Regions from separate parts of the Homo sapiens genome. Here region 1 is linked to region 2. The links are chromatin contacts, found by Hi-C or POLR2A ChIA-PET in ENCODE. All regions are on one chromosome and are shown on one strand. Each heading gives the region's core, a stretch centred on a gene start or an enhancer-like site at or near the end of the contact. The rest is flanking DNA. Distances are from core to core; before and after follow the strand shown.

What was found. A loop is a pair of places that touch in the nucleus more often than their neighbours do. ChIA-PET counts read pairs that join two places held with the same protein, here RNA polymerase II (POLR2A). Pooled maps may share reads with other maps.
Region 1: a loop to region 2 is called in a map of MCF 10A, with 4 times the contacts of the local background. The contact joins the enhancer-like site here to the promoter of RNF2 in region 2. A Hi-C loop is called at or near these places in 2 of 168 maps with a recorded cell type or tissue (MCF 10A and natural killer cell) and 5 of 50 pooled maps. POLR2A ChIA-PET finds 5 or more read pairs at or near these places in 1 of 52 experiments (endothelial cell of umbilical vein).

The regions. Positions count from the first base shown.
Region 1 is chr1:185,438,019-185,441,385 of GRCh38, forward strand. No RefSeq gene overlaps it. Among named protein-coding and RNA genes, the nearest start is that of CBSLR, 120 kb to the left of the region's middle. RefSeq lists an enhancer at 1,999-2,048. Within about 2 kb of position 2,118, at least 6 of the 41 ENCODE cell types and tissues checked have a DNase peak (open chromatin) inside an H3K27ac peak, as active enhancers do; they include natural killer cell, where a contact is called at or near this core.
Region 2 is chr1:185,044,268-185,047,471 of GRCh38, forward strand. It overlaps RNF2 (ring finger protein 2), which reads left to right and starts at 1,291. Exons shown (of 7, transcript NM_007212.4): 1 at 1,291-1,382. RefSeq lists a silencer at 921-1,180.

The DNA.
Region 1 (3,367 bases), core at 868-3,367, 390 kb after region 2:
CTCAGGATGTGACTTTGGGAACCCCGTTAATTTTGGTGGGGAGTACACTTGGTTGAGTGCAGCCTAATTCCCATCTGGGCTCATCCTTGCTTGTCCCTTTAAGCACTATGAGGCCCAGCCAAGAATCTGTACTCTGATGGTGGAAGTGACTGGAACCAGAGACTCAGATGAGGTCACCTGGGAAACAAATGTAAGTAGAGAAAAAGAAGAGAATCCAAGACTGTTCCAAAGTTCAGAGGTAGGTAGTAAAGGAGGAGTTGAAGAGGAAAAGACCAGTGAGGTAAGAGGAAAATTAGGACAGTGGGGCGACATTCTTCTGGGGAGAGAAAAGTGTTTCAGAAAGTTAAGGAGTGGTCAGTAACACTAAATGTTGCTAAGAAGTTCAGCATGACGAAGGCACAGGATGTGTCCATTGAATTTGGTAGCATGGAGGTCATTGGCGAACTCAACAAGAACATGGAAGCTTGATTGGAGTGGTTGAGATGAGACTGGGAGGTATGAAAGTGGAGACAGGAGATAGAGTTATTCTTTTGAGGTGTTTGCTATAAAGAGAAGGAAAGAAATGGGGTAATAACTAGATAGCATATTGGGTCAAGGGAGGGTGATTTTTCTAAATAGAGAAACTAGATCTGATGCAACTGATTCAGAAGCATGGGAGAAATACAGTGATATAGGACAGAGAGGGTATAATTGCAAAGTAGTGGGAGAACATAGATTCAGAGATCTAAGTAGAGTAGGTGGGCTTTTTTGGAAGAAAGGACACATCTACCTTAGTAACTTCAGGAAAGAAGGTAGAAAGCAGACGCACAGAAGAAAGGAGATATATAGATTTGGTGATGAGAAGATAAGGTAACTCCATTTAAATTGCTTCTAATTTCTCAGGAAAATAGGAGGTAAGTTCAACAGCTGGGATGAGACAGAGATGTCTGAGGAAGAGAAAGAATAAAATAGCTGTCTATGAGAGCTGGAAAACAAGCACACTGGGGAAGTGTCAAATATCCATTCATGACTCTGAGTCATGAATTTATGGTGGAACTATTTAGTGGCATTGAGTGGTTTTCTTTAGCAAAATTCAGTTACAAGAATTTGGCCAGAGTTAAATTTAATCAGGTTTGAAGGTTTTCTGGGGAAGTCAGAAGGAGGGAAGGGGCAGAAAGTAATTAAAGGAGTTTGCATGCAAGCAGGTGTCTGGGCACAGATGGCAGTGAGGACATGAAGGTAATGGACTGGAAAAAATGTCACCAGTGAGTGGAGGAGTGGTCAGGAGGTTGATATATACCATCCACAAGGAGGGAGATGTGAGTGAATTGTGGTCTAATGATATGAGCTGGATATTTTAAAGAAGGAGAGGCAAAAGAAAGCTTTGAAAATGGTACTAGGAGCTAGGAAGACATCAACCAGGCTCTAGGTTCATGGGTTATTAAGAAAAAAGCAACCCTTGCTTGTGGTTATAGGAAGGAAAAGGTTTCAGTTATGAAAAGAAGATGAACACCAACTGGGAGTCCCCAGTAGCCCAGTAAAGGAGAGGATAGAGAAGGTGGGGGGAATGAATGGAGGAGTATGGGATCCAGACCGGAGGGAGATGGGTGGATGAATGATAGGGTCTTAGGCTTCTGAGAGTGGTTGAGTTAAAAGGGAATAAAGCATGAGAAATTCATTTTGATGGCCTCTTCATGGAAGGCCCAGAAGTTCAGGTCTCTGTCCCATACTATAACTAGAAGGAGTGGAGAAGCTACAGATGAAAGGTGTTATATGAGCTTCCTTGGGGTTTCTGGCCTCAGCTAGAGGTCCACCAGCTAGAGGTTCTTATTGTGACTGACTAGCTGCATGCCCTTGGGCCAATTCTTGTCTGCTTTCCTCATGTATAAAATGAGTCATTTTCAGTGCTCATGTGCTATTCTCATTCTCGGGAATGGTTCTTACTTCCTTGTCAGCCTGTTGAAATCCTAGACATTCTAAGAATTATCTCAGAAGCTGTCATTAGGCTATTCTCAATGTAATCACCCAATCAACCAGAAGTGACATTTCACTTCTCAGAATCACTGTTACACTGTCTGAACCACCCTCATGACAGTTATCAACATCTTCTAACTAATAGAGTTATTTGTGTTTATCTCTCATATATGTTGAAAACACCATGAGAATAGGAGAGGTGACACATTCTTTTTGCTCATAGCAGGTGCTTGATAAGTGTCTGTCAAATGAACCAGTAAAGCATACTTCTGGAGGACAAAGTAGTCATGAAGTAATGGAGACTTATTAGAAAAAAAAAGTGAAAACAATCTTGTATTTCAAATTTGCATGAGACATTTAGGTCAGTGGAAAATGTGATGTCATCAGGTCTAAGAGTTGCTTGTGTGGCTGTTGCCACAAACTTGTGTCAGTTACAGATAGAATAAATCTATTAGCAGAGAATTAATTGCTGTATGCAGATAGCTTCATGGAGTTGAAATAATTCTGCCATGTTAAGTGGAAAATAGCAGAGGAAGAAAGGAAGAGGTGAAAATTAATGTATTTGAAAGAATGTTGAAAATACAAGAACAAGTGGAAGGAAATACTATAATTCTTAGGCTTTAAAAAAAAACATAAACGTAAATGTAGAGGCCAGGCGCAGTGGCTCACACCTGTAATCCCAGCACTTTGGGAGGCTGAGGCAGGCGGATCACCAGGTCAAGAGACTGAGACCATCCTGGCCAACATGGTGAAACCCCGTCTCTACTAAAAATACAAAAATTAGCTGGTCATGGTGGTGTGCACCTGTAGTCCCAGCTACTCAGGAGGCTGACACAGGAGAATCGCTTGAACCTGGGAGATGGAGGTTGCAGTGAGCTGAGATGGCGCCACTGCATTCCAGCCTGACTGCAGAGTGAGACTCCACCTCAAAAAAAAAAAAAAAAAAAAAGTAAATGTAGAATTTGTTCTAATACTCAAGGGATGAAAAATTTCTCCAAGCTAATGATTGTCTAAAGCACATATTTCTACTGGGACATGTTTTAATTACTGGGCTGTGGAAATCATATGACATGGGTTGGAATGTGAGTTGTTCTGTCTGTTAAGTGAAGAATTTTTAGTGGCTGCATTTTTTTGAATGAAACATTGAGTCACATGATCTGACAAGAAAGAATGTACTTATGGGGTCAATGGGACAGAATACTGGACATTGGAAAATTTCCAATAGGAATAGGAAAACACCAGTTTATGTTATATAACACCACCATCACTATTACCACTACCACTGCCATCACCTACAAAAATAGGAGCAAAAGCCTTCTAAGCACTGTGTCAGTGTCTGTTCTGCATATTTTATGTCTTGCATTAGTCAAGGTTCAACCAGAGACACAAGACCAGCAGGACATATATAAAGACA
Region 2 (3,204 bases), core at 41-2,540:
ATTGTTAGGTAGCATATATAATGTGCTGTATTTAACACCTGTCCTTTTTCTTTCCACCCATCCAAGGCGTCAAAGGCCATCTTAAATCCCGGCTCCTCAGGAAATCATCCCCAAACACACCAGCTGGAATTGATATTTTTCTTTTCCAAATTCCTATGTAAATTCATGTCATTTATTTGGAATTGCTTATAGAGAGTTTCAGAGCGTTAAAGAACTGGAAAGGACCTAGGATTCAATACAATTCTCTCATCTCGCAGACGAAGAAAATGAAGTGCAGAGGAGCTACGCAATCTACGTAAGTCACATAGACACACATTGGAGGCTATGAACCTAGTTTGCCCAATTCCCACTGCAGTCCATTGGTTTATGCCTCTATGCCTTCAGATTTACGGTCTGGTATTGCTGGTTATCTTCTCAAGAGAACATGACATCTCAACAATAGTACATATAGAGATCAGGGAACTTTCAATTCTTCGTTACTTCTTCAGCTCATAATTTATATGCATTAAATGTCGGATAATTTACTGGAGACTAACTGGCTGTGTTTTAGGTAATGATTACATCTATTAATCTATTACTTCGTAAATCCTCAAGTTCAGAAGGTAACACTGGAAGGGGCCAAGGAGGTAGGAATAAAGCAGCAGCAAGGTAAATAGTAAGAGCTGATGACCACAATCAGAATGTTAAGCTAAGTTTAGAGTGGAAGGTCATTTTCCCAGGAGCAATTACACTTGCAGTTTTATCCTGCAAGGATGAAAAGTGTATGTTTGTTGTACGAGAGCGGAAGGGTGCCGAAGTTCATGTGAAGTTCTGCAAACCAAAGCCTGATGAGGATTTCCGCCGGGTGGGACAGGTTTAAGAGGACGAACTCATGAGAAAGAAGTCTGAGCCCAAACCCCAGAAGCCGGCCAGGAAGGTGTAAAGGGTGGGCCGAAGCCAGGGCAGAAGAACCCAAGCAGAAGGTTGAGCACGAGGTGGCTGCGCCGTCATCCGGGCGTTGCCCGGGGGCTACGTCGGACCGCGGTGGGCGCCGGGGGGGCGTGGCCGGCCAGCCCAGGGCGGGGCGGTGGCGCGGGTTCTCCAGGCCAACACGCGGCGGCGCACCCTCCCTCGCGCCGCGGGCCTCCCCGCGCCGTGCACGTCCTCGTCCCGCGCCTCCGCCCCTCGCTCGCTCGCTCCTTCCCGCCCTCCCCGCAGCGCCGGCCGAGCCGGCTTCCCCTCAGTCTCTCATGAATATTGAGCGGCCCCTGTTGTATTTCCCGAGCTCCATTGCGGAAGCTGAGGCTCGCCATATTGTGCGGCGGCGCCGGCGTCCGCGGCAGCTGATACCAGAGTCTTGCTCCGGCCGCGGCCAGCGGAGCCCTGGGCTGGGGCAGGAGCCGGTGAGTGGGGCGGGCGGGGAGGCGAAGGACGCGGAAGCAGCGGGCCGGGACACGCGTCTACTCGGCAGCGTTGCAGGCGACTGACGGGGGCCCCGGAGTGTGGGGGGGGTGTGTGTCCGCGGGGGTGTGAAGGGACATGGCGCCGCCGCCGCCCCCGGCCGCTCTCGCGGCGGAGACGGCGGGTGAAGCGGGTTCTCATTGTTCCCGTGTCTTCGAGGGTCGTGGGAGGGAAGGGAGCTGGTTTGCGGAGGACCCAGTCAGCGAAGCGCCGGGATTCCTTCCTTCGCCGCGAGCCTTTCGCTGCCCTTTCCTCTGCGCGGAGGCCGGCGCTGCGGCGCGGTCCCCTCGCCTCCGGGGGCGGGGGCCCCAGCCTCTCTGCAGCCCTACTCCGGAGGCGGACGGAGTGGAATGCGAGTTTTTTCTCTGGGCTTTCGCCTCGCAGCTAGGGATGTGTGTCTGCATCGTGGGGGTGGGGTAGGGGGCACTTTGTGCAGATATCGCTCCTTCCTTCTGGGGGGTCGGAGTCGGGGTTCCAGTGTAGAGGAGCTCCTCGACCTCGGGGTTCCTCGGGGAGACCCCTTCAGCTTCACACATTCCTGGAGTGCCGCCTCCTGCTCTGGAGTATCTGTTGCTGCTTTCTAAAACCGTGAGCTTACCCAGGAGGAGTCGTGGGGGGAGGGGGTGTCTTGGTTAGTTTCTGCGGGAAGATTCGCGTTTTGAACCGTGTCGTTTACGCTGAGATGCTAGTACCCACTTTTGCCGGGAGCCCACGTCCTGCTGGTCAGAATCGTTTACCTTCTACAGAAGTCTCCTTCTTGCTTTCAGAGATGGTGTTAGTAAAAATTGATCTCAAACTTTGAGGTTCATTCCAGTTATTTGCCCGCTAAGATCAATTATAGACTCATCTATTTGAAGCCCCTTTGGGTATCTTTTTCGAGGCTGTCGGAAGTTTTAGAGAATGTAACTTTACATTGTAAAATGATTTGAAGATGTCAGGTTTCTTTGAAGTGCCGTGAAAAGGATATACATATGCACTCAGTATTTTAGTAATACGCTGTTTTTCAATTAAAAAAATTAAGGCATGGTTTCAGTGTTCTAAACCGAGGATATGTTTAAAACGAATGTACGAGCGATTTGCATTACATAATCTACTTTTGGTAATTCCAAGATGATCAGCTGGAATACTTAGTCTAATTGGTAGCTAATCTATCTGTTTTGTATTAAGTGCAGTTGTTGAATATTCTAATAACTGAGGTGGGTGTGAGAGTTTGCTTCTTATAGTGAAATTTGATCCTTGGATTTATAAAGTATTTAAATAGCAGCAATATGACTCTTGGTTATTCCCTTTTTCCCCTGAAATTTCTACTTTTCACAATCAACAAGTATCTTTAAAAATCTTGATTGTACTCTTAAACTACTTTTTAGCAAAATAATAGGTAGTTATAGGTGACTCCTTTTTCTAGGGGTAGCACAGCAAATATGGTCCCTCACTTTTTGTAAGGATTGTAGTTATTTTCCTCAGGTATCCTTGTGGCATCCACATTTGAGGTTAATTATAGTAGAGGCAGATTTACGAAGAAAAATTGCCCGAGTCAGGCCAATCCGTTTGAGTATTTGAAAAATAAGCTAGTTGTCCTAAAGTGTGTTGCATAGAAAAATTTCCAGTTACAATCACTAACATAATGTAGACCATGCAGACTTTCAAAATACTGGGAATTTGGAGTTTTTCTCTGCCTGTGTGAAGCTCCCAGGTTTGAATGGATAGAAATATAGACCAGGTCAGCAAACATGTTTGGAATTTTATTAGTGACCTACAGTTTGT